Regions from separate parts of the Mus musculus genome. Here region 2 is linked to region 1. Evidence: chromatin loops called from intact Hi-C (ENCODE). Cell type or tissue: left cerebral cortex. All regions are shown on one strand. Each heading gives the region's core, and the rest is flanking DNA. Links, peaks and the distances in the headings are about the cores only.

Region 1 (17,126 bases), core at 5,709-13,708:
CATTTCCTTTTGTTTTAAAGTTCTTTCTTTCTTTTCTTTTTTTCTCCTGTATATCTTAGGTATGCTTGTCCATGTCTATGTCTGGGGTGATAGAAGAGTCCAGTTGCTGCTGTGAACCAGATACTGCATATCAGCATCTGGGCTTTGATCATCTTGGAGAAAACTTGACTCTTCCTGATGTATTTGCGAGTAGACTTCCCAGTCTCCTCCATCAGCCTTTAGATGTGGATTGTCAGGAGAGATGTTTGATTGCTTTTGTTCCTCTTTAAAAGAATTTCATTGTGGATTGGCATATAATATTTGTATACACTTATGTGGTAAAATGTGATGGTTCTAATTGGTACTTAATACTGGGAAGTATCAACACAACATAGTTATCCCATTTTTCACCTTAGACTGTTATCATTTTCTTATTGTCAGAACCTCAAAAAGCCCATCTTTAGCCATTTGTAGATACACAATGCATTGTGGCTAATTATATCCTCCCTACTGTGGTAGGGCTCACCAGAACCTACCGTACCTAACTAACAGTAACATGAGCCAGCTCTGTCTCCCAAGTTCCTCTCTGCCCCATCTCTGGTAGCCACTACACTGCTCTCAACTTCTTTGAAGTCTTACATGTGAATGAACTTGGGTAGTGTTTGCCTGTATGAACATGAATTACTTCAATCCACATAATGGCCTCTGAGTGTTTGCATTATATTGCAAATCACAAAATGTCATTCAATTTATAGCTGAATAATATTCCATAGCATATTCACCCATTATACCGGTTTCTACCTATTTATGAATGGTGAACATTTAGGATAATTCCATTTCCTGCATATTTTTGTATAGTAAATAAGAGTAGAAGTTCAGACGTCTTTTGATATGGTGAGTTCATTTTCTTTTATACATTCCCAGTGGTAGAATTGTTGGTTCATATGATAGCTTTGATTTTATGGGTTTGTTTGTTTATTGGTTTGTTTAAGGAGTTTTGCTTTGAAATAGTTGTAGAGTACTCTTCTCCAGGAGCCAAAGAACACTTAACCACAGCACCAATACCAGACATGAGGAGCCATGTATTTGAAGAAGGGATAGGAAGGCTATATGGGAGGTTTTGGAGGGTGGAAAGAGAAGGGAGAAATGTTGTAATTATATTATAATCTAAAAAATAAAAAAATAAAGTTAATAGAAGAGAAAATTTTAGTTCCTTTTTTTTTTTCTTTTTTCATCCTTACCAGGTAATGCTCCTTGCTTAGTTACTTAGTTGGTATATGTGTGCATGCAAGTGTGAATGCATATGGAGGCTGGAGGTCACAGTCAAGTGTCTTCCTCAAGCTCTCTTCCACCTCACTGAACCTGGGGCTTCTGATTTAGTTGGCGTGCCTGGCCAGTGAGTCCAGGGACCATCCTCTTGTTACCTCCTGAGTAGTTGAACAGCTGCACCTGACTTTAAAGTTTTTCTTCAAAAATTTTAATTTAATGTACTTTTGTTGTACTTTTATTTATTTAGTGTTTTGTTGTTACACCTGGCTATTTAAGTGTTTTCTGGGGTTTTGAATTCTTATCTTTGTGGTTTTGTGTCAAACATTTTACTGACTAAGCTACTTCCCAAGGATCTTTCCCCCTTTTTCATCATAGCCATCTCAACTAGACTGAGATATAAGCTCATCATTTTGATCTTCATTTTTATATTATTCAAAACGATGTTGAACATTATTTTTATTCATGTCTGTTGTTATTTGACCATCTCTTTGAAAATAAATGCTTATTCAGATCTTTTGGCTGTTTTTAAGTAGGAAAATTTGGGGGGCATACTATGTTGAATTTAAGTTCCTTATACATTCTGGATATATAAAATGTTATATATATACACACATTGCATGTGCTTATGCCACAGTATGTGTATGGAGGCTGGAATACAAACTGCATTAATGCATTAATCAGTTCTGTCTTCCACTTTGTTGATCCCAGGGATTGAACTCAGGTCTTCAGTTTGGAGACAAACACCTATTTTATTGGGGCTAACTCTCCAGCCCTGATCCCCTTGTCATAAGAATAGCATTGTGATTGTTACCTTCATGTGAAGTCTGTTGTCTTCACTCTGTTTATATTTCCATTGCTGTGCAGAAGTGTTTTGGTGTTACATAATTCTAATTGTTAACTTTTGTGTTTGTTCCTGTGCTTTGGGGTTCATATAAAAAAATCAATTTGAAGTACTTCTCTCATATTTTCTTACAGGAGTTTCATAGTTTGGTCCTTAGTAAACTTTTTGAGTTGGTATTTATAACTGGTGGGGCATTATAAAGAAATGTGGTTTGGGGATTTATGTGTTTCACAAGTTTCCCACATTCTGTTTGTATGTGCGTGTGCATGTGGGTGTGGGTGTGTGTTGATGATGATGATACCAGTACCGGGCTGTTTTATTTACTACAGCTTTGTCATGAGTTTGGAATTCAGGGATAGACACTTTCTGCTTTGCTATCTTAGTTCAGATTTTCTCTGGTTATTTGAAATCTTTTGTAGTTTCCTCTAAGTTTTTAGATTGAATTTTAAAATTCTGTGTGGAATAACACTGAACATTTTCCTTTCTGGAAATTGCATTGAACAGTATGCTCATTTGGGTCATACAGATACTTTTTAGAAATATCGATTTTTCTCATCTGCAAATTGCGACCATCTTTCTATTTACTTGTATATTGTTGGTGTCTCTTATCAGTATGTGAAGTTCTCATTGTAGATATTTTTGCTTCCATCATTAAGTGTATTCCTATATATTTTATTTATTTATATATTATATTGGAAAATTGCTGACTTGTGAGTTGATTTTGTAGATTGTGGTTTCACTGAAATTTTTATTACTTCTGAGTTTTGTTGGAGCTTTTAGAGTTTTATCTATACAAGATCATATTGTGCATAAACATACTTAAGACAAACTCATAAAAATAAAGAATAAAGACTGTAGTAGACATAATCAAAACAGAGGTTTAAAATACAATAATGGCATGCCAGTTGGGGGAATTACCAATCATTTTACAATTGGATCTAAGGTTGACTTTGTGAGATGGACCCGATACCTGGCTAGACATCAATGCTGCATGTCTCCCAGTGTAGCTTTTAACCTTATTATATGGGACAAAAATCTCTCAATGAACCCAGAACTCACAGATTCAACTGGACTAGTTTATCTCTGGAGCTTGCTGTTCAGAGCTGGGGTTTTGGCCTACAATCAACTTTTATGTAGGTACTACAGATTAAACTCAGGTCCTCGTGCTTGTGCAAATAGTCCTTTAATGATTTAGTCATCTTCTCAGCCCCTTGTTGATCAGATTTTGCATTATAGCACTCAACTTTCCCAAGGAATATGTAGTACATGACATTCTATAATGATAACTTAGATTTGTACTTCTTTAATGGGGACCAAGAGGAATGGAGAATATATAGGTTACTGGGAAACCAACATGATGGTCTTAAGAGGGTCAGTGATAGAGAAACTAAGAAATTCAGCACTCCAAATACAACCTTGTAACAAAGATCTCCCTATGCTGGAAGTAAGGTGGACTAGATATTGAGGGAAAGTTTTACAGTCTAGAGACTATGGCTACTTTCCTAGAGACTGCGCAAGTGAATTCCTTTGTTCTAATTTCTGATTTCCAATAGGGAACCACATGTCAACATAAAAACCTCTTGGACACTAGAAGGGATCTTAGTGTTCATCAGTTCGTGGATATTTTCCTCAACATCGGGGATCCCTTTGAAAATCAGAGCAAATTATTGTTTTCAAAGACAATAGTACATTACTACTACTATACGCATGCCATTTTTAAAGAATAAGAGAGCTGAAAAATAAAAAAATGGAGTCCTTAGACACAAGAAAGGGCCTGGCTATAGCCCACTCTATGTGCCCAATTTTACAATAGGGAAAATCAGGACTTCTTATATAACAATATATCTTCAAGACTAGTTTGTTGGTTAGTATATGCCAACGTAAGGTAGAGTTATCTAAAAGGAGGGAACGTCACCTGAGAAAATGGCTTCAATAAGATCCAGCTGAAGGGTATTTTCAAAATTAGGATCAATGAGAGAGGGCCCAGCCCACTGTAGGTAGTGCTATTCCTAGGATGGTGGTTCTGGGTTCTATATAAAAGCAGGCTGAGAAAGATCTGAGAAGCCACTAAGCAGCACCCCCTCCACGGGCTCTGCATCAGCTCTTGCTTTCAGGTTCCGTCTCTGTTTGAGTTCCTGTCCTGATTTTCATTAATGATGAATACCAATATGGAAGTATAAGCCAAATAAACTCTTTCATTCCCAGTATGCTTTTGTTTTGTTCATTTGTTTGTTTGTTTGTTTGTTTGTTTTTGAGATAGGGTTTCTTTGTGCAGCCTTAGCTGTCCTGAAACTCGCTCTGTAGACCAGGGTAGCCTCAAACTAACAGATTTCTGCCTGCTTCTGTTTCCTTAGTGCTGGGATTAAAGGCATGTGTCACTGCCGCCTGGCCCCAATGTGCTTTTTGGTTGTGGTGTTTTGTCACAGCAATAGAAATCCTGACTAAGGCAAGTAACTAACAAATTTACATTAGACCTTGGCTTGCAAGATCCAGACTTATGCCTCAGTGCTCTTAGGATAATAGGTACACATGGCCTTCATATATTTATGGGGTAATGGTAGGGAAATAAAAGCCTTAGTATCCTTCAGCATTTTTAAATCTTAGGGAGGCATTGGGTAGGAAGGCCCAGAGGTATGGCTTTCTCACCCCCTAATTTTCATTGATCCATTTTATCTTTATCTCTTAGCTTCTATTTTAGTTTCCTCTAAAATTGCTGCAGGCAACCTTTCTTTTCTCATGCCCAGGGCTTGCCTAAGACATGACATTCACTGCATGCTGTCCATTCTCCAATCAGCACTTTACACTGTTGAATCTCTCAATTGAACCCAAGATCCTTGATAAGCTTGGGAAGGAACACTTGGAGCAAGTGTCCTTTGTTCTTCTCTTGGCTCCTGCTCTGCCCATGTGTTCTAGGCAGGACTTCCAATTAGGATGCCTGAAAGGAAAGAGCAGATTGGAGCTGCTATGTCTTCCTCTGGTGCCAGCAGGTCTGGGGGTGGCATTATGAGCTTCCCAAAAACTCATTGGGAAAGACTTGCTTCCAAAGCAAGAAAATATGGCTTATTAGCCTAGAGGTACAGAATAGGAAAGACAATGTGGCCAGTTGGTAGATCTGGGATGGGTTTCCAACTGGATTGATTCATGCCTATTCTGATAGAGATTAGCTGGCCTTAAAGCTAAACAAGATCCTCTTTTCTCCTTACTGCATGCATTCATGTTCTGTCTCTGTAACTGAGCTGTCAGGAGCTAAAGCCTGATTTTGTTGTTGGTATACTCAGCATCCATGTTACAGCTTTCATATGTGTGTCTATTGGCCAGAGGAGAAATGCCATGAATGTGAGATCTGAGGTTTGATGTGTTGCTATAGTCTCAGTCTCAGAGAGGAACTCAGTACATATCACAATGGCTTTACAAGTACTTAACTAGCTGTGCCATTTATTTTTTCTACAACTGAAGACTTTCCTTGTAATGCTGGGAGAAAATAACAAATATGAAATATATGATAATATTATTTGAGAAGTCCTCACCCTATCCAAGGGAAAGAGCATGGGCATTGGACCTGGAGAGATCCCAGCTCATGCTCTGTGTCCTTTCTGTGCGATCCAGGACAGAACAGCCAACTGTCTGAATTGCTGTTTTTACCCACGGCATTTTACCTGTATAAAGGGCTTTGCCTATGTCTCAGCACATGATAGACCTAGAGTTGCTGGTAATTTATTGTTGCTTTTTGGGGACTTTCCCATTTTAATTTGAAATCTGTGAAGTTTCTGCTTTTCTTTTTAAGTTCTCTCTGTGTGGATTAGAACATATCAATTTGTAGAGGCACTATTTTGATGGGCAGTAGCCGTGAAACAACACAGCAAGAAAGGACTTCAGTGTTAGGAAAAAGAATCAATTCTTAGAACAAGTGAGGAGCTAGTTTGACGATTGGAATTTCTGTCCTGAGTTCCGGGGGTGTGGACTATATATCTTCTAAATGGAGTAAGTTGAAGCTTAAGGGACATACCCACTTCTTAATGCACATTTACATAGACACATATTACACAGCATAGACCAGTAGTCAGTAAAACAAGGGTGGATTTGTGTGTTGGATCACTCTTTTAAAACTGAAATAACTGACAAATGCATGGATAAATACTTAGACTTCTACTCTGAATGTATACATGGGGAGAGGGGTAGGAATTGGAGGAGGGAGGGTGGGAAGGGGAGTGAGAGAGTGAGAGAACTCAAGAGAGAGCTAGGAAAAGTGAATGACAACGGAGGCTTTACACTCATGTCCTTCTGTCTGCCCTTTGTCACATCACGTAGCATCCTGGGAAATCAAGGTGATATTCCAAGAGCAATTTCTGGGGACTAAAAGTAGAACCCATGAGAAGAGTAGACCTTTAGGAGTTGCCATGTTGGCGTGAACTTGAAGTTGTAATTTTAAAGGTGTTTGGTATGCGAGAAGAGAAAGAAAGGACCTTGGCTACCCTGTTTCCGGCCTATTCCCATGTGACTACTCATACCTCAGATCCAACTGTAAACAAGCTGCAGCAGGAGGAAAAAGAGAAGTATGGTGTCTGTAATTCCCCCAGATTTTACTGTTTTTCACTTACATACAATTGAGCTAATAAACAAAATTAAAATATAAAATCGTGAACACCTCTTAGCAAAGATGAATGCCAAGATATAGGCAATAACGTTGTGCTGATTAGAGCAACATGTCATAGTTAATGTAACTTTTTAAAGTTGTGTCTGTAAGAGTAAATTAATATCACTGGCTGACAATGTTCAGGCATAGTAAATTTAGTTTTGTATTTAACCTTTCTCCCGCAAGCACCTGCTTTTAATCTATTTCTAAGGCATTATTATTAAAACATAAGAAGTGTTTGCAGAAATAGATATTGGTCTCAGGTATTCTCATAGGCTTCCTTTTTACATTTTTGTCTTCTGAAAAAAAAATTGGATAATAGTTAATCTTTAGTACCCACGAGAATACAATTCTTAGAAAGGGCCTACATACTTAAGTTTGCATTTAGTATTCTTATAGCCATAAACTAATTTGGGAAAACATGGTTACACCCTGGAAAACAAAAGTAAATTCTAAATTTTGTTTCACCAGATTTTTGGTCCAAAGAAACCTGGATCACAATAGTACTGATAATAGCTAAACCCAATAGCCACCAAATTGCTCTAAAGCCTTGTCCATGATGGTTTGGGTTTCTTCCCCAGACTGGCATGTATCAATTTCTAGATAGTCTACCTCTATGATCATGACTAGACCCCCCCCCCATCATGAGTTATTCCTTCCCTCCAAATAAACTGGCTCTGGGGGAATATGGGATGGAGAATCACAAGTGTTGACTTCAAGTTCCCCATCTGCCACTTGCCAGCTCTGTAGCCATTTTGATCTATTTGTTTTGAACATAAACCTCTCACATTAACACACTACTTACTGTACCTGTTCATAATATACATACATGCATTGTAGTAATCAGATTGGAGGTTTATTATGGGTAAAAATTGAGATGACATATCAAACTCCAGAGCCTTACATAATTTAAATTCAGATTATGATTTGGTAAAGATTGGCCATTTGCATAGATTGCACTGTTAACGTGATCAATGATGTAGCTAATTGAATTAATGCAGATAGCAAATCATATAATAAAGTCCTTAAGGGATTTCTCAGAATAGGGTAATTCAAATTCTTCCTGGGTAAAACACATTTTATCTTTCTAGATCCCAGCTTTCCACATTTGAGGAAGATTTTGAATCTGAAGATATGAAAACTGGGTGCTGTAAGGACAAAGATTATTATTTTTAAGTTATACTCTAAATCTAAGATACTTTTCATATTTTCCACAGCTCTACCGCTCCTCATTTCGCCCTTTATGCAATTGAAAATGAATCTGCTGCTGAGGTCTGTTAGGTTGGCATCACAGCTTCCAAAGATACACAGTAAAGATAAACAGAGAAGTAAAATTGAAAGGTCAGGTCATCCCGGGGAAGCTGAGAACTAACACAGTGCCAAGCAGTCTCCTCTTGCATGCTAGGATGGAGGTTCAGAAGCTGTTGGCTTTACTCTGCTTGTTGGGAGACTGGTATACACCCCAGTTTCCTAACATGGGCCTCCCTATCATTGGGGCCTCAATGCCTACCCCTGAATTGGCAAGCCACCTTCATCAGCTCTGGATTATAATTGGATTCCCAATTTATCAAATACCTTCACGTATAACATGGTCTCACTAGGCAACTTGGATTTTCCCTCTGCTACAACAGGGTAATGCAGGGTGAGCATGTACCAGGTCAGGAAAATATGTCTAATGAATGCTTCTACAGATGGATAGGGGCTCAGAGCAATCTGTCTTCACAGATATCCTGGTAAAATGGCACAATCAGGAGAGAAAACCAAACTGCTCCATAAAATAATGAGCTGCAGTATTAGTAAGACACACTGAACACTCTCTTGCTTCCCACATGGTCCATTTGATGCTGCCCTCTTAACATGAGCTTGGCACCATGATCTCCATCCATTTTTTTCAATGCATGATGGAATTGAGCAAGAGTGATGTTAAATTAGTTACCCACAACTTTTGAACATCAGAAAAATATCATCTGACTACAGACACAAAACAAAGGATGAGTTGGCTTGTGTCAGTCTGTGGCATGCTGAGCATTGTGCGGAGGCAGCTCTGCACCTGTGTGGGCCATAAGTAAGTGATATCATCAAGCCCCTGCACAGAGGAGATCTAGCTCCACAGCAGACAGTCAGTATTCTAGATTTCATGTTTTACATTTCTGTATTTTCTTTTTCATGGGGCAAAATATGTAAGAGTGATCATTTCAAGTTGGCTTCATACTGAAGAGGAGGGGTGGTAAAGGCTAATTATAGTGGTGGTAGAGTTCAAATGTACTGAGCAAAATGGATTATAACATACCTTGAAAATCCAATCAGTTTGTGTGTGTGTGTGTGTGTGTGTGTGTGTGTGTGTGTGTGTGTGTGTATGTGTGTGTGCGTGAGAGGTGCGGGGGGGGGGGAGCAGAAAATGGTGGTAGTCATGGTTCTGATAAAGAAATAGGAGATTTGGTATAGGTATTATCATGTTACAAGGACTATGAGGTTATTTAAGGAGAAAGTCTACTCAAAGGGGGGAAAAAAAGACCAAGTTGAATAAATAGCTTTCCTAGAATGTCTCAGAATTTTCCAGTTATATTCAGATAGCTATTTATTGCAGAAAAGTGGGGCAGCCTGGCATTATGTTCTCCACTTCTATGTAAAGTAGGAGCTGACTGACACTAAGACTTCATCCTAGCAGTTATTTTATGCTGTGGAAAATGATGTCAATGTGGCTTAAAGCAGATATGACTGAGTGTGATTTCATCCTCAGGGCAGCGACTGTTGAGACGTGGCTCGAGTGGGAAGTTGAACAAATTGAATATAGAACATAGTTTAACTCTCTAGTATTATTTCAAGCTTTACCTAAAAATAAGAGATTCATGAGAAGTCCCCTTAAGTATCTTCTTGCCAATCTCTTTTTCATCTCTGTAGGAATTATATTCTTAAGTTTAGAATAGAAAAACTCACCAGAAACCCTCCAGGTGGATTCCTTCTGCAATTGAGAGCTGTCATCACTCAACAGTAGGGGCGCCTCACACATGGAGTACAATGACAGTGTAGCAGCTTGGGCAAGGTAGGGAGTAAAGGCTGGTTGAAAAAACAAAGCAAGATGCAATACCACCATGATTATATTTAAAATGTTTGGAAGATAGTATTGGATCTTCTGGAACTGGAGTTACAATCAGTGTTTTATGAGGTGCCCTGAGGGTACTTGGGATCAAACCCTCATCTCTGTAAGCATAATAAGCACTTTTAATCTCTGACCCATCTCTGAAGCCCTAATGATGATGTTTCAAAATAAACATGTATTAGAAAATTCAGTGGAATTGTGGCCAAATATAGACATTACTAGAAACTGCTATACAATGGAAATCATACACTTGGTACAATGTCAGTATTATGGGTAATTTTGTCTTGGATTTATCTTTATATATTAATATTTTTATTTAAGCAATTATTCTGTAATTATTATTAAATAATTACAGCCTACAAGAGACTCTGTATACATGTAGTGAAATATATACTTAATATTTTCTACTTAAAGGAAAATCATGTCAAACTCTAGCCATTTAACACCAGAGCAAATGATGTCCAAAAGACAGGGCAATGTGGTTAGGTACACTTATGTGGTGGTTCAAATCTGAGTGGCCACTATAGACTCATATATTTGAAGGCCTGGTCATTGTAGAGTGGTACTATTTGAGAAGGATTAGGAGGTGTGGCCTTGATGGAAAAAGTGTGTCAGTGTGCTGACTTTGAAGTTTCAAGAGTTCACAACAGTCCAGTCTCTCCCTGCCTCCCTCCCTCCCTCCCTCCCTCCCTCCCTCCCTCCCTCCCTCCCTCCCTCCCTCTCTCTCTCTCTCTCTCTCTCTCTCTCTCTCTCTCTCTCTCTCTCTCTCTCTCTGCCTATGGATTAAGATGTATCTCTCAGCTACTGCTCCAGCACTATGAATATCACCATGCTCCCCGCCATGGTGATAATGGACTAAATCACCGAAACTGTAAACAAGCCCTTAGATAAATGCTTTCTTTGGTCATGATGTGTCTTCTCAGCAATAAAATAGTGACTAAGACAACTCATGTAGCATCAAGCAGGGTTTGAATTCCTTCTCCACTGAGATCTTTCTTTCTTTCTTTCTTTCTTTCTTTCTTTCTTTCTTTCTTTCTTTCTTTCTTTCTTCCTTCCTTCCTTCCTTCCTTCCTTCCTTCCTTCCTTCCTTCCCTTTTTCTTTTTCTTTTTCTCTTTCTTTTTCTTTTTCCTTTTCCTTTTCTTTTTCTTTTTCTTTTCATTTTTCTTTTTCTCTTTCTTTTTCTTTTTTCTTTTTTTGAGACAGGGCTTCTCTGTGTTCCTGGCTGTCCTGGAACTCACTCTGTAGACCAGGCTGGCCTTGAACTCAGAAATCTGCCTGCCTCTGCCTCCCAAGTGCTGTGATTAAAGGCATGCACCACCACTGCTCTCCACTGAGATTTCTATCTGCTGTCTTTCACCCTGGGCAATGATTGTCCTTCCTTATCAATATTTCATATTCAGATGACTCCTATAGTAGGTTGAATAATGGCCAAACAAATTTAAGCGACTCTAATCCTGGGACTCTAATTTGGAAATCTCAATAGATGTGGTTAAATAAGGATGTTGAGATAGCCTGGAAGTGTTTTCAAAGTGTGCTTATAATGAGAGGTAGAGAATGATTTAATACACATGTACTCCTGGGGGTAAGGAGGAGAGGGAACCAAAGACTACAGTGAAGAGATCCACAGCCAAGAATTGCCAAGCAATGGTGAAGTGCCAGAAGCCAAAAAGGGCAGGGGATGAATTCTATGCAGAGCCTCTTGACAGAGGGTAGTTGTGCTGACAATTTGATTTCTAGTATTTATTTTGTCTCTGGAGCAGTGCAAGAGTATATTTCTATGGTTATAAATCACCCAGCTAGTGCTAACTTGTTTGGGCTGTCCCAGAAAACAATGTCAGTTCTAAAATGTATTTTCCTGACCCCGATCTCCCCTGTCTTACCCTTTTCCCTCAAGATGCATCTTAGTTCACTCGTTATGTTCACTCTGGGTTACCTTCTCCTTCTGATCCTCAGGATCTGAATATTTACAAATTATGGTTGTGGTGACCAGCTTTGGATCCTCAACTGTTTTCCTTTGCAGGGACTACTATCCTAGGCTGGGTGTTTTTCTCACCCATGTCTCCACTTAGCTGTCTTCAGTGCCCTCCACTCCTATTGTCTAAGTTTTACCTTCATCCTCCAAACAGACTTGCTTATCTAAAATGACAAAGTGAAGCTATAGCTATGAGCTTGGAGATGCTTGCAGAGTCAAGTGCAATATCCTCAAACAGTGAGAGGATGAAAGCCTGGAGGTGTGATTGTCTGGCTCCACTCAGTGTCCTGCTGGTTTCTGGCTATGCCACTCTAGGCAAGCTACTCGTCCATGCCTCAATCCTGTTTCTGCAATTTGAGGACAGCAGTGGCACCTGCTGTGTAAAGGGACATCAGGATAAATGAACTACATTCAGGTTCAAGTCTTAGAACTCAAGAAATAAGCAGGAAGCAGATAGCCTCCCTCCATTACAACCATCAGAATGTTATATAACAGATGTTGTTCTTAATATTTGGAAACGACCTTCAGGATCTACTGACTAGTCCTGTTTTTTGTTATATAACCATTTCTTAAGACAACCTACTTGTGTTACTTGGGATGGTCCCACAGTCATAGAACAATAGCACTATGTAAAGGCATGAAGAATCACTATAAAGAACTGGCTCTCAGAAGAGTGTAACCTGTCAAGGCCTAAGATCTGCCTCTGGCAAGCTTGAGGCTCAGTATAAAGATAAACAACCAATGCCTCATTTCAAAAGCAGTCAGGCAAGAGGTACTCCTTGCTACTAGAGAGGACAGCTAGCTCATTTTCTTTATTACATCTTTAACTTTGGAAGAGGCCTGTATATATCATGAGGACAATCTAACTTTCTCAACTTCCCAAATCAAATGGCGTCTTACTTAAAACACCTTCACAGAAACACTTAGCATAAATGGGCACCCAGGAGTCATCAAATTTACCCCTATTCCTTCTATAGCAGTTCAATAAAGTCTTAGAATTTTCCAGGACAGGGTTAGATTTGTCTCATATTCCTGTCATAGCTCAGATGTTTGTCATTGGTTTGGGGTTTTATTTATTCATCGAAAATTCTATACATGCGTCGTGGTTATACCCAGCCCCAATTACAACCAGTCACTTCCTCTAGGAACCTCAACAGACCTCCCACCCATTGATGTTCTCTCCTTTTTTGGGTCCAGGAGCCACTTGCTTCTCTATGTGGCCACTCAGGTATCTCTTCCCCTCCACATTATTCTGCCTCTGGTACCAGATAACATTCCATTCATAGATATAACCATGCTGTGCTAAAACTAGATATGTAACCATCGGCTCAAGCTCAAATTCTCCAGAGGACTAAACATAGCCTCAGATCTTGTTTTTCATAGCATTTCTCATGGCTGGCCTAATGCCTGGACTATCATAGGTGCTCAGTAAATATTTGTTGAATAATCCTTGCAGCTTTAGGGAAGCAAAAGAAACAAGCATTTCTAGTGAGCAAACTGGGGTTCTACTCACAAGCAATTATGTCATTCCTTAAGTGTAGACTTCCCAGAAGGCACCATGCTTGCCATTCATTCCCTAGAGAGGGAATCTGAGGACAACCAGCAGGAGCACCCTGGCGAAGTTGAATCACTGTGGATGGTGCCTAGGGAGAGAGGCAATCTTTGAAGCACCCAGGCGGTAACCTTTATTTAATTGGCAAGATGGAAATCAATGGCACATATGGCACTAACAATTTTAGATTTTGGATTAGTTTGCAATGATTTCTGCTGATCAAAATAAAAAATATTCAATTAATCTTCAAACCATTTGTGTGTGTGTGTGTGTGTGTGTGTGTGTGTGTGTGTAGGAAAAATGTCAATGCATTTGTTACACTCTTAAAAGAAAATTGGATATTGAAATCTGTGTGAAGGAGAAAAACAGAAGACCTCTAAAGTGGCATATACAGTTATCTAAAAGGATGTGTATATTCAATAAAACCTCTACCTCTGTTTTGGAGCCAAGAAGAGGTAAGTACTGGTTAACAGATTTTTCTTCTTATTATTTCTTTAGCTTTTAGCTTTTAAAACTAACACACAAAATATTGATGTGCTTTGTAGTATTTTTAAAACTAATATATATATATATATATATATATATATACTCATCTTTCTGTCTTCCTCCCTCCCTCCTCCTCTTCCTCCTCTTCCTCCACTGCTGCTGCTGCTGCTGCTGCTGCTGCTGCTGCTGCTGCTGCTTCTTCTTCTTCTTCTTCTTCTTCTTCTTCTTCTTCTTCTTCTTCTTCTTCTTCTTCTTCTTCTTCTTCTTCCTTTCTCTCTCTCTCTCTCTCTTTCTTTCTTTCTTTCTTTCTTTCTTTCTCTCTTCCTTTCTTCCTTTTCTCTCTTTCTCCCCACCCTCCTCTCTTTATTTTTACATCCTGACTACAGTTTCCCTTCCCTCCTTTCCCCCTAGTTCCTCCCCTCTACCCTCATCCACTCCTCCTCAATTTCTTTTCAGGAAAGAGCAGGCCTGCAATGGATATTAAGCAACAATGGGTTATCAACTTGCAATAAGACTAGGCACCTCTCCTAGTACTGAGGCTTGGAATAGGAGGAAATCAGACAAAAGTTAGAGTTAGAGACAGCCCCTGATCCTACTGTTAAGAGTACCACAAGAAGACAAAGCTACTCAATTGTAACATATATGTAAAGGGCCTATGTCAGTCCTACACAGTTTCCCTGGTTGTTGGTTCAGTCTCTGGGAGCCTCTGTAAACTCAGGTTGGTTGATTCTGTGGGTTTTCTTATGGTGTCCTTGACCCCTCTGACTCCTACAATCCTTCTTCCTCTCTTTGGCAGAATTCTCCTAGCTCCTTTAATGTTTGGCTGTGGTTATCTGTGTCTGTTTCCATCAGTTGCTGGGTGAAACCTCTCTGCTGGCAATTAGACTAGGCACCAATCTATGAGTATAGCAGAATATCATTAGAAATCAGTTTCTATCCTAGCTCTCTGGGTTATTCAGCCTCTAAATGGCCTCTCGAGGTGGATACCAACCCAGTCACAAACCTTTGGGTCTGTAATACTTTGAATCAGAAATGTCCTCTGTAGTATCAGGCATTTGAATCTTTGCCTCCAGTTGGTGGCACTGTTTAGAGAGCTTTAGGTGGTGCAATCTTGATGGAGGAAATACATCTCTGGGAACAGGTTTTGAGAAAAGCATTTTGCCTGCTTCTAGTTGTCTTTCTCTGCTTTATTTTTGAAGCATAGGATCCATTTCTCTATTTCTTGGCATCCATTTCTCCTTCTGTGCTTGGGCAATTGTTACCATAGCTACCAGTCATGATGAACTCTTATCCTTCTGGATCCATAAGACAAAATAAAACTTTTCTTCTGTATGTTGCCTTTTCCATGGTATTTTATCACAGCAACAGAAAGGTAACTAATACAGATGGAAAAATCAGGAAGTTGATAAAATTTTCTTCTTTGTGGACTAAAATAATTGTCTCAATAATTACCTACTTCATTTGAAGATTGGTTCTGGGAAGAAAACATAACTTTATGTGTGTTAAACAGAAAAGAATTTATTCCAAGGCATAAGTGACTTAGACAACTGTTGGGAATGCTAGAGATATGGATGTCAAGAGCCAGCATTAGGGTATGGGGGAAGTAGCCTAGTGATAAAAGCCATGATGTTATCACAAAGGATTCAGCTGTCACCACCCCACTCCTGACACTAGAAGTTGGTGATGCAATATGAGAATATGTCTCTGATCATTCACATTGATACGACTTCACTCGACAGTAGGACTGCAACTTGCTGAGGGGCTTATATGATGCCCACAGGGCAGATCCAACCTAGAGCCTTTGTGTATTTCCTAATTCAAAATAAAGTTTTAATTTACTGCTGACACAAAGTAAGAAAACTACCTTCCATTTTTATATCTTTTTTAACTGTGTAATTTTTTATTAGATATTATCTTTATTTACATTTCAAATATAAGTCCCTTTCCTAGTTTCCCTTCTGAAAATCCCCTACCTGCTCCCACATCTGCCTGCTCACCAACCCTCCCACTTCCACTTCCTGGCCCTGCATTCCCCTATACTGGGGCATAGAACATTTGCAGAACAAATCTCCTCCCATTGATGACCTATTAGGCCATCCTCTGATACATATGCAGCTAAAGCCATGAGTCCCACCATGTGCTTTTTTTGATTAGAGGTTTAGTCCCAGGGAGCTCTGGGGGTACTGGTTAGTTCGTATTGTTGTTCTTCCTATGGGGGTGCAAACCCCTTCAGCTCATTTGATACTTTCTCTATGTCCTCCATTGGGGACCCTGTGCTCCACCCAATGGATGGCTGTGAGCATCCATTTCTGTATTTGTCAGGCACTGAAAGAGCCTCTCAGGAAACAGCTATATCAGGCTCCTGTCAGCAAGCTCTTGTTGGCATCTGCAATACTGTCTGGATTTGGTGATTGTTTATGGAATGGATCCTCAGGTGGGACAGTCTCTGGATGGTCCTTCCTTCAGTCGCTGCTTTACACTTTGTCTCTGTATCTCCTTCCATGGGTATTTTGTTCCCCCTTCTAAAAAGGATCAAAATATCGACACTTTGGTTTTCCTTCTTCTTGAGTTTCATCTGTTTTGCAAATTGTACCTTGGGTATTCTGCGCTTCTGGGATAATATCCACTTATCAGTAAGTGCATGTCATGTGTGTTCTTTTGTTACCTCACTCAGGATGATATCCTCCAGATACATCCATTTGCCAAAGAATTTCATAAATTCATTGTTTTTAATAGCTGAGTAGTACTCCATTGTGTAAATGTACCACATTTTCTCAATCCATTCCTGTGTTGAGGGACATCTGGGTTCTTTCCAGCTTCTGGCTATTATAAATAAGGCTGATATGAACATAGTGGATCATGTGTCCTTATTATATGTTGGAGCAACTTCTGTTTTTCTTTTTTGGAATAGTTTGATGAGTATTGAAATTAGGTTTTCTTTGAAAGTCTGATAGAACTCTGCACTAAATCCATCTGGTCCTGGACTTTTTTTTTTTTTTTTTTTTTTTTTTGGTTGGGAGACTATTAATGACTGCTTCTATTTCTTTAGGGGATATGGGACTGTTTAGCTCATTAATCTGATCTTGAAATAACTTTGGTACCTGGTATCTGTCTAGAAAATTGTCCATTTCATCTATGTTTCCTAGTTGTGTTGAGTATAGGCTTTTGTAGTAGGATCTGATGATTTTTTGGATTTCCTCAGATCTGTTGTTATGTCTCGCTTTTCATTTCTGATTTTGTTAATTAGGATACTGTCCCTGTGCCCTCTAGTTAGTCTGGCTAAGGGTTTATCT
Region 2 (17,126 bases), core at 4,533-12,532, 310 kb after region 1:
TAAAGATATGGGCTATACATAGTGTGGGTATGTGTCCCAAGTGGCCACCACATCACACTGTTTGTAATGGAAGTGAAAGTTTTACCAGCTGAGACACTACAGCCATTTGGTAGCAGTTCAAATAACAGACATGGCTGGCATGCTCTCCAGGTATGATAAGAACGATGCACTTTCCCTGTGTCCGGAAGCTATGTAGATTGTACAGATCCCACATAGCTTGCTGCTCTGCTCTCCATGAACAGTCACACCCATGGCTGCTCTACACTCTTCCTCTGCCATCCCAGGTCAGCCTTTTTCCCCATTACTCAGATTTTCAAGTCCTGCTAGTATTTCTTTGTGTGTGTGTGTGTGTGTGTGTGTGTGTGTGTGTGTGTGTGCGCATGTGTGCCAGCCATCAGTCAGTTCTCCATTGAAGAGGAAAACAAAAACTATACATCTCCCTTATCTTTTACTCCCATTTGTAAAGATTTCTGCAGTCAAACCAAGTCAGGTTTATTTTCTTGGTGCATTTATTCAGGGGGCCCTGTGGATGACCCACACCCAGAACAAACATCTCTGCTTATACCTGTCTCCTCTTAGAAGACTCTCTTGAAATTCACATTCTCATGACCCAAGTTTGGAGCTCAACTCATCTTGCCTTCCTTAGGCACAGCCACACCTTCAGGCTGCTCAAGGGCATGCAGACCCAGATACTCTTACATCGAGTTGGTACCTAGGGAAGGTGACTGCTCGACCCTCAAATGAAAAAGCACATCTGATTTGGAAGATGAATGTTTCTCTAATGTTTTTCATATTTGTTATGATGTTTTCTTTAAAAAGTATAATAAATCTCAATTTTGGAAAACACAGAAAACAGAAATACATAAAAAGAAGTTGAAAATGAACAATGAGACCAATTGCACTTCTGTCATGTAAGTTGCTTCCTGCTCATTTTCTTGATCAAGTGTGCAGAGGCAACATTTTCTCTAAATATAGGCAGGAGTGGGTGGATGGGAGGGGGAGCACCCTCACAGAAGCAGGGGCAGGGGAGATGGGATAGGGGGTTTGCAGAGAGGAAACCGGGAAAGGGGATAAAATTTGAAATGTAAATAAATAAACTATCCAGTAAAAATTCATTAACATATATATAATTTTAATGTTGTCTTTTCTTGACTCAATATGATATCACAAGTGATTGTTTGTTAGAATGACTTCAAGTATTGAAAAATCCTTTCTTTAACTTATTTAATATATCCATATGTATCCTTTGCTATTGTTTGTGAATATTTTTAGATGTATATCCACACCTCTAAGAAAGTAGCGTTATTATTCTAGAATATTATACTGAATATACATAAGATTCTGAAGAAACCTTGTAAACAAATTTAAGGAAGACAGTACATACCCAAATGCTTATCTATACCATATAAAACATTAATATACATGTGTATTTATTGATATTTAATTAAACATTTGTCAATATATTTCATTGAATATTAAATATTTATGTGTTGTTTATATAAAATATATAGTATATAAATATGTAATATATGATATATATATATATATATATTTAGTTTAACATTAATATTTGAAATATTTAGAAATTTGTTTGGGGAAAAACTATCTGACTTGAAAATGAAATTTCGGCCCAGGACTGAAGGGGTCATGCAGTGTTTTGGAGATGCCAGCACCATGAGATGCCACCAAGAGCAGCAGCAGAAGTGGAGGACAGGTATCTGGAGCCTAGAGGATGGTGCGTGTGCTACAAAGGGCATGGTTGGAGAAGTGACCCAAGCCCTTGGAGGAGCCCGAAAGATTGTGAGTTGGATCCTAGACATTGGATGGTTGGAGATTGATTTTTGCTTTTGATTGTGATTGTGCCCTGATATTTTCCCTCTTGAAGGAAGAAACTATTTTAGTGGAGCCCACAGTTAAGAGACTTTTAATTGTAAAAAGACTTTGGATTTTAAAAGAGATGGATATTTTAAAGAGATTGAAAATTTAAGAATATGTAAAGACTGTGGGATGTTTAAAGTTATTTAGACCTTGGGGATGAATAAGAATGTAAGGGTTGAAGCTTACTAGTGATGTGTTTGTGTGTCAAGTTGACAAGGGGTCAATTGTACTGGCTAGTTTTGTGTCAACTTGACACAGCTGGAGTTACCGCAGAGAAAGGAGCTTCAGTTGAGGAAATGCCTCCATGAGATCCAGCTGTAAGGCATTTTCTCAATTAGTGATCAAGGAGGAAAGGCCCCTGGTGGGTGGGACCATCTCTGGGCTGGTAGTCTTGGTTGGATAAGAGAGCAGGCTGAGCAAGCCAGGAGAAGCAAGCCAGTAAGGAACATCCCTCCATGGCTTCTGCATCAGCTCCTGCTTTCTGACCTGCTTGAGTTCCAGTCCTGACTTCCTTTGGTGATGAACAGCAACATGGAAGTGTAAGCCAAATAAACCCTTTCCTCCCTCCCCCCCCCCAAAAAAAGAAAATGAAATTTCTATGACATACTCAAAATAAGTCATGTATTTGATTCTTCTTATGTATTTGCTCTTGTGAATTATCTACTTAGATTTTAAAGGGAGAATATTTTTCATTTGGGATATTTTCCATAAGGTCTTTGTATGTTGATCATACAAATATTTATGAATTACATTTTCAAAGTTTTTTGGTATTTTTTAGGTATCTTTTGAAAATTCAGGCATTCTTTTATTATAATTTTTATTATTTTATGCTTATCAAATAAATCATCTCTAAATAGAATAATTATGTATTCACATGCATGATATTTATTGTTTAATTATTAGCATATAAATACAATTTTTTTTAGAATATAATAATACATAGTACATAACCTGATTTTCCATAATACCTATTAAGTAGCACATTTTCCACCAATGTTTGAAATTTTTATTACATATATACTGAATTTTTAGAAGTATTTTTATAAAATATCATGTTTCATTAATATGCTATATCTATTTTTATATATTAGTAATGTACTTCTAATCACATGTACACATATTCATTAGAGCTATAAATATTTCTGTATTCATGAAATGTATTTATGAGATAGCTGATAGATAAATATGAACTAATTATATATTTACTCTTGTGTGTGAATGTGTGTGTTTTGCATTTAACTTCACTGATCTAGTACTCTACTGTAGCAACAGATTGCTTTAATCACTGCATTTTTAAAATATCCGGTGAAAAAAAAATCTCCACTTTTTTCTCTCTAATTTTAAAGCAATGGTCAATCTTTTTTTTATAAACATCCTTGAGTGAAATTTATCTTTTTCTGCAATCTAAATGTATGTGTCCCCAGAAGTCCTTCATTAAAATCCTATCTCTGAGATCCTGGCATTAGGAGGTAAGGACTTTAAGAAATGACTGAAGGCTAAGCCTTTGTGAATGGGGCTAGTGCCTTCATAAGGGAAGTTTGAGGGAGCTCAGTCACTCCTGATAAACTAGGACACAACTTTGAAGAAGGAGGGGAGCCTAAACAGTCACAGGATCTACTACCAGCATCTTCATTTGGAACTTCCTGGTATCTAGCAGAGTATGAAAAAATAACTGGCTATTTCTAATCACAGGATTTATATTATCTAATTATATTATTTTGAATAGACCTAGTTTACTTCTCCTCTGTACATTTTCTCCCATCATCAAAATTTCTTATTAATTGATTAATTAACATCTCAAGGGCTGGCCCTCTCCTGGTTCCCCCTCACTGAGACCCTTCCTACATCTCCCTCCCCTTCTTCTCTGAGAGGATGCTCCTCCACTGAGTATCTCCCAACCCTGGCTCATCAAGTCTGCCAGATTAGGTGCATCCTCTTTCACTGGGGCCAGATAAGGCAGCCCTCCCTGTTGGTGAAACGATGTCACAATGAAGCTAGAGCTTTAGGGAGAGTCTCCACTCCAGTTGTTGGGAGGCCCACATGGAGACTGAGCTGCACATCTGCTACATATGTGCTGCAGGCCTTATTCCACCCCGTGTGTGTTCTTTGGTTGGTGGATTGGTTTCTGAGAACTCCCAGGGGTCCAGGTTAGTTGACTCTATTGGTCATCCTGTGGGGTTCCCATCCTCATCAGGGCCTTCAATTATTCCCCCAGCTCTTCCATAAGAGTCCCTGACCTCAGTCCTATGTTTATCTGTGGATTTCTGCATCTGTTTCAGTCAGCTGCTCAATAAAGCATCTCAGAGGACAGTTATGCTAGGCTCCTGTCTGCAAGCATAACAGAGTCACTTATAATGTCAGGAATTGATGCTTGCCCATGGGACGAGTTCCAATTTATTTATTTATTTATTCATTCATTCATTCATTCATTCATTCATTCATTTATAAGGGCTGTGGTCCTTATCTCTCCATTGGAAGTCCTACCTGGTATAGGAGGTATCTTCTTTAGGTTGCATGTCCCCACTGTTAGGCATCTAGGTAAAGGTTGCTCACATTGACGCCTGGGAGCCTCCCCCATCTCAGGACTTTCTAAAGATTCCCCCAAGCCCATACCACTGGCAGGTGCAGAATTCCATTCGTTCTCTTGACACTCTTGGTATCTCTCCTGTCTCTCTCCATGCCTGCTTTCCCTATTCCCTTCCACTTCCCTCTTCCACTCACTTCTCTCCCTCCCTCTACCTCCTATGACTGTTTTGTTTCCCCTTCTAAGGTGTGATTCAACATTATCACTTGAGCCTTCCTTCTTATTTAATTTTTGGGAGTCTGTGGAGTTTATCATGAGTATTCTATGCTTTATGGCTATATCTCCTTATCAGTGATTATATACCATTCATGTCCTTTGAGGTTTGGGTTACCTTGCTCAGGATGATATTTCCTCCTTCCATCTATATGTCTGCAAAATTCATGATGCCCTTGTTTTTAATAGCTGAATAGTATTCCATTGTATAAATAAACCACATTATTTTCTGTATCTATTTTTTGGTTGAGAGATATCTGGGTTGTTTCCAGTTTCTGGTATTACAAATAAAGCTGCTATGAAAATAGTGGATCAAGTGTCATTGTGATATGGTGGAACATCTTTTGGGTATATGCTCAGAAATGGTATAGCTGGGTCTTTGGTAAAACTATTTCCAATTTTCTGAGAAACCTCCAGATTGATTTCCAGAGTGGTTGTACAAGCTTGCAATCCCACCAGCAATGGAGGAGTGTTCCTCTTTCCAAATCCTCACCAACATGTGCTGTCGCTTGAATCTTTGCTCTTAGCCATTCTGATTGGTGGAAAGTGGATTCTCAGGGTTGTTCTGATTTGCATTTCCCTGATCATTACGGATGCTGACCACTTCTTTAAGTGCTTCTTGGCTATTTGAGTTTCCTTTGTTGAAAATTCTCTGATTAGCTCTGCAACCCATTTTTTAAGTTAAGTTATTGGGTTTCTTGGAGTCTAACATCTTGAGTTTTATGTATTTGGGATATTAGCCCTCTGCCACATGTAAGGTTAGTGAAGATCCTTTCTGAATTTGTAGGCTACTTTTTTTGTCCAACTGAAAGTATCCTTTGCTTTATAGAAGCTTTTCAGTTTCATGAGGTCCTATTTATCAATTGTTGGTCTTACAGTCTGAGACACAGGTGTTCTGTTAGGAAACTGTCTTCTGTACCAATGTGTTCAAGGTTATTTCCCACTATCTCTATGAGATTTAGTCTATCTTGTTTTATGTTGAAGACCTTGATCCACTTGGGCTTGAACTTTGTGCAGTGTGACAAATATGGAATAACTTGTATTGTTCTACATGCAGACTTCCAGTTAGACCAGCAACATTTGTTAATGGTGCTCCCTTTTTTCCCACTGTATGGTTTTGGCTTCTTTGTCAAAAATCAAGTGTCCATATGAGTGTGGGTTTATTTCTGGGTCTAAGTTCAATTCCATTGATCAACCTGTCTGTCTGTCTCTGGACCAATACCATGTGGTTTGTTGTTTGTTTGTTTGTTTGTTTTATCACTATTGCTCTGAAGTACAGCTTGAGGTCAGGAATGGCAATTCCTCCAGAAGTTCTTTTAATGCACAGGATTGTTTTTGCTATCCTGGGTTTTTTGTTTTTCCATATGAAGTTGAAAATTGTTCTTTCAAGGTCTATAAAAACTTGTGTTAGAATTTTGATAAGGACTGCATTGAATCTTAGATTGCTTTTGGTAGCATGGCCATTTTCACTATGCTAATCCTACGGATCTATGAGCATGGGAGATCTTTCCATTTCTTATAGCTTCTTCAATTTCTTTCTTCAAGGACTTGAAGTTCTTGGCATACAGAGCTTTCACTTGCTTGGTTAGAGTTACACCAAGATATGTTATATTATTTGTGGTTATTGCAAATGGTGGTGTTTCCCTCAATTCTTTCTGCCTGGTTTTTTTTTTTTTTTTTTTTGGTTTTTTTGTTTTTGTTTTTTGTTTTGTTTTGTTTTGTTTTGTTTTGTTTTTGTATAAAAGAAGACTATTGATTTCTTGAGTTAATTTTGTATCCAGTCACTTTGCTGAAGGTGTTTATCAGCTGTAGGAGTTCTCTGGTAGAATTTTTTGGGTTGTTTATGTATATAACCATATCATCCTCGAATAGTGATACATTGAATTCTTCCTTTCCAATTTGCATCCACTTGATCTCCTTTTGTTGTCTTATTGCTCTACCTAGAAGTTCAAGATATTTCATTTATTCTATATATTAACCAATAAAATTTAGAATTTTATGATAGACACACATGTTGGGAAATATATCTTCACTCTTTATTTTCCATACCTTGTCAAACATTTTACTTGAGATTTATAATTTTTTGTATAGGTCTAGTCTATCCAGGACTGTTTTCATTAACCTCATCTTTTAATTGAATGTCTAAGTCACAACAAAGGCTAATTATTTATCCCATAGACATTCTGATGTTTGCACTTTATTAACTTGGAATTTCTTTGCAGCTACTTTATTATGTGAAATGATAGATCTATAGAAAATTTTACATAAAAAGGATAGTCAATGTCTTTTATGAAGACTTGTACATATGTATATTTGTTTGTATTTCCATTTAATTGATTCATTATCTATCTGTTCCAAATAATCTATGTGCACATTATTTGCTATATACTGGATTAATTTTAAAACCTTAGGATTCTAGAATCATCAGCCGTGACTTCGAGAATAGCTAAACATTATTATTCAAGCGTATTATAGATTTTCCTGTTGCTTGATGTGAAGTTGCTAGGATGACGGTCTCTATTTCTTTCCCTACTACCTTGATAAAATACTCTGACACAAGCAGCTTGGGATAGGAAGGGTTTATTCTGGCTTCCAGTTTAAGAGTACAGTGCACCATAATAGGGACATCCAGATCACAGAATCTTCAAGTAGCTGTACCCATCACAGCCACCAACAGAAACCCAAGTGTATGAATTTCTACCCAGCTCTCATTCTCCCTTTATACAGTCAAGGATCACAGCTCCAACTACAGAGGGTATATCCTCCAACCTCAGTCAAGGCTACTATGATAACCTTCAACAGGAGTGCCTAGAGACCTGTGTTCTGAGTGATTCTAGATTCTGTTAAATGGAAAACACTCACCATCCCAAGACAAAGTGACCAAATATTCTACACTAAAGTTGAAACCTGAAAAAAAAATAGAAATTCAGTTTTTCTTTCCAGTACCATATTTTCTCTAGTTAGCCTAGAGAATACTGTTGTCCTGATATGAACTGTAGTTTCTTTTTTTGTTGTTGTTTTTTTCAAACTTGGCTCAAGTGCACCTGTTCTATTGGCCTTTGTAACTATAAGTGGGACATCTTTCATAAACACTTTCTGCTGCCAGGACTGTGGGAAGTGCAAATGTCCCACCTGGCATCTGGTTTTCAATTAATTGCTGATAAAAAGAAGTACCAGTTTCATCATTATTGTTCCAATAGTTATTTCCTCAGCCAAGAAATCTTTCCTTATTCACCAGCGTGAGAACTGTTAGAGGCTCTGCTATTATGAGAAAGTGAAAGAACCCACCACTGAATTCTCCATCTCTGTTTGTCAGGACCGGAAGCAAGATACCAACAAAGCTTCTAAATTATAAGTCGGGGTTAAGATGCAAGAATACAGGGAGACATCTGGAGATTCTGGAAAGTAGCATAAATCTTTATAAAGATGTATTCAAATTCTATAGTGTATAATCTTATCAAAAAGATTAAGTGCAAAGCTACTATGCTAGCTTTCTTCATGGGTGAGCTCCATCTAATAAACACAAATAATAATTGGTATTTAACTTTGAGGTCATATCTAGCTTTGAAGTGCTTGAGACTGAGGAAGACTGAGAGATAGCAAACCAGAGATTTACTGTGTGGGCTGAACTACAGAGATAATTCCTTAGTATGTGATTTCACCAGTAGGAAGTAATATCTGTAACAAAAGGCAGGAGTTGAACTGTGAATACCTTATAGGAAGCATTAGGTAAACTCAGGGCAGAGTCCCTGGGTTCAGTGGTACTAAGTAAATACAAAAGCACTTGTGTTTATATAAACGCACTTGCCATTCACTTGAGCAAAGTTTATTTCTTTGGCAATACACCAAGGGTCACAACTTGGCTTCACTTGGTTTAGGATCAAGTTAGAGTTTGTATTAAATATGTGCTAAACCTAAATATTAGGTTTAATACTACATTGAAAATAGCTTAATACTACATTTAAAACAATTCAAAATACAAATGTAATTCCCGTTATTTTGTTATTCCACGTGTACATTTATTATGGTTGGTGAACAGTCTAATTTTATTTCTTAATCTGGCACTTTTGGGAGCAGGGTAAATGGTTCAGCTGGTAAAGTGCAAGGTGTATAAGAGTGAAGACCTTAATTCAATCATTGAATCTCACATAAAACCTGGGTGTATTTTCTTTAGGGCTATGACTCCTGGTAAATCCATCATGCTCCAAGTTAGACCAGAGGTGTTCAAAAGGAGTAGTGGGTGTCCAAGCACAAATTGGACATTATTAGTTAATAAAATGGGGGAGGGGAAGAACATGAGGCTGGTGGGTAAGAGGTGGAGTGGATCTAAGTGAGGATAGAAGAGGGTAAAAGGAAGACTAAAACACATTGAAATTTTAAAATAATTAATAAAGGTATTAATTTTTAAAAGATCTGCGTAGAGTAGAATATGCTTATAGTTGTAAGGAACTAGAGACAAGGATTATTGGAGATTGCTGAATAGTCTGTCTGATATAATTGGTGAGTCCTGAGGTTGACTTCTGACCTCTGCATGTGTTGGCACACATACACACACATACATGCATGTGCACTGACACACAGAGGAGAATGCGCATGTGTTAACCCCAATACATGTATACCTATCAAACATCATCCAAGGTTGCCCCAAATACAAATATACTATTTTTATGGACGTTTCATTCTATTGAGCAACTGCACACTGGCTCAACAGGAGAAGCCTAAGGGGTTTGCTCAAGTTATGAATGGAAAGACTGTATCCTAACTAAGGGAAGAACTTGTAAATGTTGCACCGCAATCTGTCACACCTCCACATTTTCACAGGTTTCTATTTTGTGTTAGGAAAGCAGTTATACCACACTGTGAAACTTGACATTCAGGTTATGGGCTGTAAGCATTTTAGAGACAAAAGTTTTAAGTCATCTGTGAAACCGTATGAGGCTTACTCTTTAGTGAAATGCCATTGCTAATTTTAGAATGATATGTTTCCTTTCAGCACCAGAGCACTGAAGATTATGTACTCTGGTAACCGCATTCTGGGCTGAATCTGGGGAAATTTACATAGTATCTCTTAAGTTCATAATGAGGGAAACAAGTTTTAAAAGGACTGAAAAGTCCTCGGGAAGACAATACCATAGAGTATAAATGACAACATAAGTTAGATTTTTGTAATATCCATGTTCATGGAGAATTTAGTTGAACGTTAACAGGGGATTATGTCCAGTGGGGGTCTCAGACACTTTATTCCTGCTCAGCACTGATGCTAAGAAAACTAAGACAAGCAGACTTTGCTTGCACTTCCTGCTGTATTATTCTCCTTATTGCTTTGAAAAAATGCAAGGCACAAGCAGGTTGAGGAAGTGTTGGTTTTGGCTCACAGTTCAAGGGCACTGTCCCTGTGACTGGTAGTTAGTTATGTCTGTCAAGAGGAGAGTGAAGCAGCTGCTCTCAGTGCTTCCCCCTGAGATGTAGAAAGCAGTGAATGCCATGCCCAGATCTCTCCCTCCATTTTACTCCGTTCAGATGCTACCGATGGAATGGAGCCAGGCACAGTTAGGGTGGTTTCCTCCACCACCATCAGCCTAATCCAGAAGCCCCTCAGAGAGGCCTGAAAGCTTGCTTCTGTGGTGATTCTAAACCCTGTTAAGTTGATAAGAGCATTGGAAATGTAAATGAAGAAAATACCTAATTTTAAAAAAAAAAGTTCTGGTCACTAAAAAAAAAACCACTACATCTGTCTTGTCAGCGATTTCAGACGACAGCTGGAGACCTCTCAAATACTACCAGACTGAGGTGCAAGCCTCTAGAGCAGACCTGAAAAAGTAATAATGGTGGCACCTGTGTCAAAAATTCAGTCACAAAAATGGCAGTGACTCCTGTCAGCAGTCCTCTCTGATATTGTTCATCTAATACACTTAATATTCTAGAATTGTTCTTCTGAGTTACCACAGAACCCTCTACTTCAACTGTCTTCTCTGGCCAGTAATCCCCACACTGCATATAGCCCTGGTCTTGCCTTATGTTCTACTTTCCTATGTTTTTACCCTCCTCTTTGCATGCACTGCCCTGTTCAAGGGGCCCCTTTGTTGAGCCACAGGGCAAAGGAAGGCTCAGAGCTCAAGGGATCAGCACAGTTTACTTTAACTAAAATAAAGCAAAAGAAATCCTCTTACAAAGGGCGAAAGTGTCGTTTACTGTGGACTGGGCAGGAGAGCAAATATTCTTCCTGTTAGCATGGCCTTCCATGAAAACATGTACTCCCTCTTTGGAAAAGATGTTTTGGGGTTAAATAATAAATAAAGCATTGATTCTGACAGCCAAAAGATTCTGCTTTGTACCATTTTATCCTTTTTCTGTCCACTTGGAAATAGTGTCTTTGGGGCCAGTGAGATGTCTCAGTGGGTAAAAGGTTCTTGCTACAGAAACCTGGTGACTGAATTTCATCCCAGGAAAACAGGTACAAATAAGAGAAATGACTACTCAAAGGTATCTTTTGAGAACTAACTACACCATTCCTGAACACACACACACACACACACACACACACACACACACACACGCACACACACACACAATACATGCAGTAATATATGCAGTGATTAGATGATGTTTGATAAGTATACATGTATTGAGGTTAACACTTGCACACTCTCCTCTGTGTGCATGTGTGTGTCAGTGCACATGCATGTATGTGTGTGTATGTGTGCCAACACATGTGGAAGTCAGAAGTCAACCTCAGGACTTACCAATTATATCAGACTGACTATTCAGCAATCTCCAATGATCCTTGTCAAGGATTAAAAGTCCTTGGTCAATTTATTAATGTCTCACTATGTTAAGTGTCCTGTAGAGCAGATGTTTCTGAAGTCATATTTGATCACACATTACAAGTTGGAAACCTAATTTCTCAATAAGGTCCACAAGCTATCGACTAGATGTTCATATTGGATAGTAGAAGAGAGGGTATAGAATCAAGAAAGGTGAAATAAGGGAAGTGCATGTCGGTGAGAAGATGGGTGGTGAAGCCAGGGCATCCTTGGAGGCATCAGGTAGAACAGCACATATGTCCTTGCAGCAGGGCTTCTGATGGGGTTTCATCTCTCTTATGCTGCATCTCTGGGCTGTCCTGAAACCACAATGAAGGCTGCAGCAGTATTCAAAAAAGAGAAATTGGTTGCTGTTTGGCCAGACTATCACTTCCTTTGGTTCTCTTAAAATCACATTGCTTAAACATCAGCCCTTTTTTCTGGTCTTGAACAATGATCCTTCTGCTCAGCCTCCAAGTAATCATATTATAGGTATGTGCTACTATACATCTTTTATAATATACTTCTTATAACAAATTATTTAGGCAATATTTTATTTTTTCAAATTTTTTATTAGGTATCTTCCTCAGTTACATTTCCAATGCTATCCCCAAAATCCCCCATACCCACCCCCCCCCAACTCCCCTACCCACCCACTCCCCCTTTGTGGCCCTGGCGTTCCCCTGTACTGGGGCATATAAAGTTTGCAAGTCCAATGGGATTCTCTTTTGATACATATGCAGCTAGAGACAAGAGCTCCGGGGTACTGGTTAGTTCATACTGTTGTTCCACCTATAGGGTTGCAGTTCCCTTTAGCTCCTTGGGTACTTTCTCTAGCTCCTCCATTGGGGGCCCTGTGATCCATCCAATAGCTGACTGTGAGCATCCACTTCTGTGTTTGCTAGGCCCCAGCATAGTCTCACAAGAGACAGCTATATCTGGGTCCTTTCAGCAAAATCTTGCTAGTGTATGCAATGGTGCCAGTGTTTGGAAGCTGATTATGGGATGGATCCCTGGATATGGCAATCACTAGGTGGTCATTCCTTTCCTCACAGCTCCAAAGTTTGTCTCTGTAACTCCTTCCATGGGTGTTTTGTTCCCAATTCTAAGAAGGAGCAAAGTGTCTACACTTTGGTCTTCGTTCTTCTTGAGTTTCATGCGTTTAGCAAATTGTATCTTATATCTTGGGTATCCTAGGTTTTGGGCTAATATCCACTTATCAGTGAGTACATATTGTGTGAGTTCCTTTGTGATTAGGTTACCTCACTCAGGATGATGCCCTCCAGGTCCATCCATTTGCCTAGGAATTTCATAAATTCATTCTTTTTAATAGCTGAGTAGTACTCCATTGTGTAAATATACATTTTCTGTATCCATTCCTGTGTTGAGGGGCATCTGGGTTCTTTCCAGCTTCTGGCTATTATAAATAAGGCTGCTATGAACATAGTGGAGCATGTGTTCTTTTTACCGGTTGGGACATCTTCTGGATATATGCCCAGGAGAGGTATTGCTGGATTCTCCGGTAGTACTATGTCCAATTTTCTGAGGAACCGCCAGACTGATTTCCAGAGTGGTTGTAAAAGCTTGCAATCCCACCAAAAATGGGGGAGTGTTCCTCTTTCTCCACATCCTTGCCAGCATCTGCTGTCACCTGAATTTTTGATCTTAGCCATTCTGACCAGTGTGAGGTGGAATCTCAGGGTTGTTTTGATTTGCATTTCCCTGATGATTAAGGATGTTGAACATTTTTTCAGGTGCTTCTCTGCTATTCGGTATTCCTCAGGTGAGAATTCTTTGTTCATCTCTAAGCCCCATTTTTAATGGGGTTATTTGATTTTCTGGAGTCCACCTTCTTGAGTTCTTTATATATATTGGATATTAGTCCCCTATCTGATTTGGGATAGGTAAAGATTCTTTCCCAATCTATTGGTGGTCTTTTTGTCTTATTGACAGTGTCTTTTGCCTTGCAGAATCTTTGCAACTTTATGAGGTCCCATTTATCGATTCTCGATCTTATAGCACAAGCCATTGCTATTCTATTCAGGAATTTTTCCCTTGTACCCATATCTTCGAGGCTTTTCCCCACTTTCTCCTCTATAAGTTTCAGTGTTTCTGGTTTTATGTGAAGTTCCTTGATCCACTTAGATTTGACCTTAGTACAAGGAGATAGGAATGGATCAATTCCCATTCTTCTACATGATAACCACCAGTTGTGCCAGCACCAATTGTTGAAAATGCTGTCTTTCTTCCACTGGATGTTTTTACCTCCCTTGTCGAAGATCAAGTAACCATAGGTGTGTGGGTTCATTTCTGAGTCTTCAATTCTATTCCATTGGTCTACTTGTCTGTCACTATACCAGGACCATGCAGTTTTTATCACAATTGCTCTGTAGTAAAGCTTTAGGTCAGGCATGGTGATTCCACCAGAGGTTCTTTTATCCTTGAGAAGAGTTTTTGCTATCCTCGGTTTTTTGTTATTCCAGATGAATTTGCAGATTGCTCTTTCTAATTTGTTGAAGAATTGAGTTGGAATTTTGATGGGGATTGTTTGAATCTGTAGATTGCTTTTTGCAAGATAGCCGTTTTTACAATGTTGATCCTGCCAATCCATGAGCATGGGAGATCTTTCCATTTTCTGAGATCTTTAATTTCTTTCTTCAGAGACTTGAAGTTCTTATCATACAGATCTTTCACTTCCTTAGTTAGAGTCACGCCAAGATATTTTATATTATTTGTGACTATTGAGAAGGGTGTTGTTTCCCTAATTTCTTTCTCAGCCTGTTTATTCTTTGTGTAGAGAAAGGCCAAAGTCCTTTTTGATGTCCTCTACCATCATCATGAGTTATGCTTTTAAATCTGGGTGTAGCTTGTTGGGTGTGTTGGGGTGCCCAGGACTAGGTGGGATGGGGGTGCTGCTTTCTGACGATGGTGAGTTGTCTTGATTTCTGTTAGTAGGATTCTTACGTTTGCCTTTTGCCATCTCGTAATCTCTGAAGCTAGTTGTTATAGTTGTCTCTGGTTAGAGCTTGTTCCTCAGGTGATTAAGTTTGCCTCTATCAACAGACCTGGGAGACTAGCTCTCTCCTTAGTTTCAGTGGTCATAGTACTCTCTGCAGGCAAGCTCTCCTCTTGCAGGGAAGGTGCCCAGATATCTGGTGTTCTAACCTGCCTCCTGGCAGAAGATGTGTTCAACTCACCAGAGGTCTTAGGATCCCATGGGGGATCCTGTGTGGGTCCTTGCAGGTGTCCGCAGACCCCACTGGCAAGGCACTCCGGTGCTGGAGTGGACCAGAAGGGACTTGTGCCTAGGCAATATTTTATTATGAGAACAACAATTTTAGATTATCCTAATACATGGGTAATTTTTTCCTTGAAGGTCATAAGAGAAACTCTTACTATAATTTTGCCAATACCAGTAGAAAGTTTTAGAAAAAGAAATGATCACCAAAGCCAAATAAAGAATGATTCACCTGAGCCATATAAACAGAATGTGAGGAACAATAATAGAACAACTCTCTCTACTGTACCTATGTTTTCATGCTAGCTTACAACGATAGACCCTTTCTCTATAAAACAACTCCAAGATGGATTTTTTTCATTAATTTATCTATTAACTTTACACCCCAATCGCAGCTCCCCCTCCCTCCTATCCTCCCAGTCTCACCCTTACTTGCCTTTCTGCCCATTCTCTCTTTCCCATCTCATCAGAGAAGGGAAGGCCTTCTCTGAGTATCAACCCACCCTGGCACATCAATTTGAAGTAGGACTTTGATCCCACTCAATCCAGATAAGGCAGCCCAGAAAGGGGAAAGGAATACAAAGGTAGGAAACAGAGTTGGAGACATCCCCTGCTCCAGTTGTTACAGGACATACATGAAGACCAACCTGCACATCTGCTACTTATATATAGGAGACATAGCTCATGTATCCTCTTTGGTTGGTGGTTCAGTCTCTGTGAGCCCCCATGTGCCGAGGTTAGTTGACTCTGTAGGTCCTGTGGTATACTTGACCCATCTGGTTCGCTCCATCCTTCCTACCACTCTTCTACAAGATTCTCCAAGTTTTGCCCAATGTTTGGCCATAGGTTTCTTCATCTGTTTCCAGTAGTTGCTGAATGAAACCTCTCAGGAGACAGTTGTTCTAGGCTCCTGTCTGCAAGCTTCAGAGTATCATTTATAGTGTCAGGGGTTAGCTCTTTCCCATGAGATGGGTCTCAAGTTGAGTCAATCATTGGTTAGCTATTCCCTCAGTCTCTGTTCTGTCTCAAAGATGGACTTCTTATAATGGAAACCGGAAAAAAAAAACTATTCAATTTATCTTTTAAATGACTTTGCCTATCAAACAACCTATCAAACAATGTCAGAGGAAGAGCTGGAAGAGGGAAGCCCTTCAAAAGTATTTTAAAAGTTACAGAAGTAAAAAAAAAAAAATCCATTTATGTTTGAAACCTACAGTCAGAACATGAGGTGAACTTTAAGCTCGTTAAAGCAAAAATGATCAGAAAACATTTGTTTGAGTTTACATTTAAACTTCCAGAAGAAAACTAATCTTAAAATAGTTACAAACATTTGGAGTACTTCTCAATGAGAAGTCTTTGAAGCATGAAGATGAATTGGCTCTAGGGTGATTCCTTAAACACCCACCCACCCCCCAAAGTCCTGAGACTGCTGAGTGCATACAACTGTTGAATGTTTAGTCTGTGTGCCTGGCCTGGGAAAATGGAAATTTTATTGCAGATGGGCAGGATGACTTTAGTTGGGGTAAGACTGTCACTCTGGTGTACATATGAGGTATAATGTCTCTATCCCATGGAATATTCTTAAGATGCAAGTGTCCTCTCCAGCCAATTGCTTCTGAGGGTTTAGCTCAGTATAAACGATTTAGGAACAGTGTTTTTCCACCTACAATCTCACATTAACTGTGTTCATTATGGGTAGGCATATGTTAAACTTCTTAGCAAACACAATTTTATTAGGCAAATTAAAAACTTTATAGACATAATGTATGATGTTCACAGAAAACTATGGACATGTATCTTCAGTGTCTTTTATTTTTAGTAAATTGATTTCTTTGAGAATTTACTTTTGAAAGAGAGAATACAATAAGCTCTCAATGGTTACTCCCAAATCAATGCCTTAAGTTGTCAAAGTACTATGCTATCTCTGTCTTGAGAAGACAAGTCATTGTAAACCAGCAGGAACACACATGATACCTATTTGGACCCTGTCATACCTGTAACTCGAACCCACCATTCTACTGTAAAGGATTATGATCCCTGTGTCAGTTCCAAAGGAGCTGTTGGTGTTTAATTGCGTTCTGGGGTTTAGCTCAGGATACATCTGTATCCCTGCTTGTTTACTAGGTTTCTCTCCCCACCTCCGTGAATTCTGTTCCCAGTCTTCCATGCAGTCCTTTGATCACCACAGGGTTCAGTGCTGTTTCTTCCTGCAGAGAACATAAAACAGTTTGTATACCTCCCACAATCCTTCACAAGATCTCACACCTACATGCCTGCAGGCTTCACCATTCTGTTACTCACATGGAAGAGAAGAGATGCCAAGAAAGACAAGAGGAGGTGACCCTGAAAGTCAACACAGGAAATCATGGGTACATGATTTTCTCTGGGCTCTGGGTATGGATACAAAAGA

What was found. Hi-C counts contacts between places; a loop is a spot of excess contacts. Peaks named below come from ENCODE experiments on the same cell type or tissue, not always from the same donor. Only the 100,000 strongest peaks of a DNase experiment are listed, where the experiment ranks them.
Region 2: it touches region 1 in a loop (2.3-fold over the local background); 2 of 42 quality-filtered maps call a loop at or near these places.

Annotation. Positions count from the first base shown.
Region 1 is chr1:76,500,273-76,517,398 of GRCm38, forward strand. It overlaps Mir6343 (microRNA 6343), which reads left to right and starts at 9,288; the gene lies at 9,288-9,371. It overlaps Gm17751 (predicted gene, 17751), which reads left to right. Exons shown (of 5, transcript NR_038013.1): 5 at 60-1,756. In left cerebral cortex, for the core only: a CTCF peak has its summit at 9,684; DNase peaks (open chromatin) are centred at 8,762, 9,413, 12,044 and 13,323; H3K27ac peaks cover 432 bases.
Region 2 is chr1:76,812,317-76,829,442 of GRCm38, forward strand. No RefSeq gene overlaps it. Among named protein-coding and RNA genes, the nearest start is that of Mir6343, 310 kb to the left of the region's middle. In left cerebral cortex, for the core only: no CTCF peak of the experiment used is centred there; a DNase peak (open chromatin) is centred at 9,508.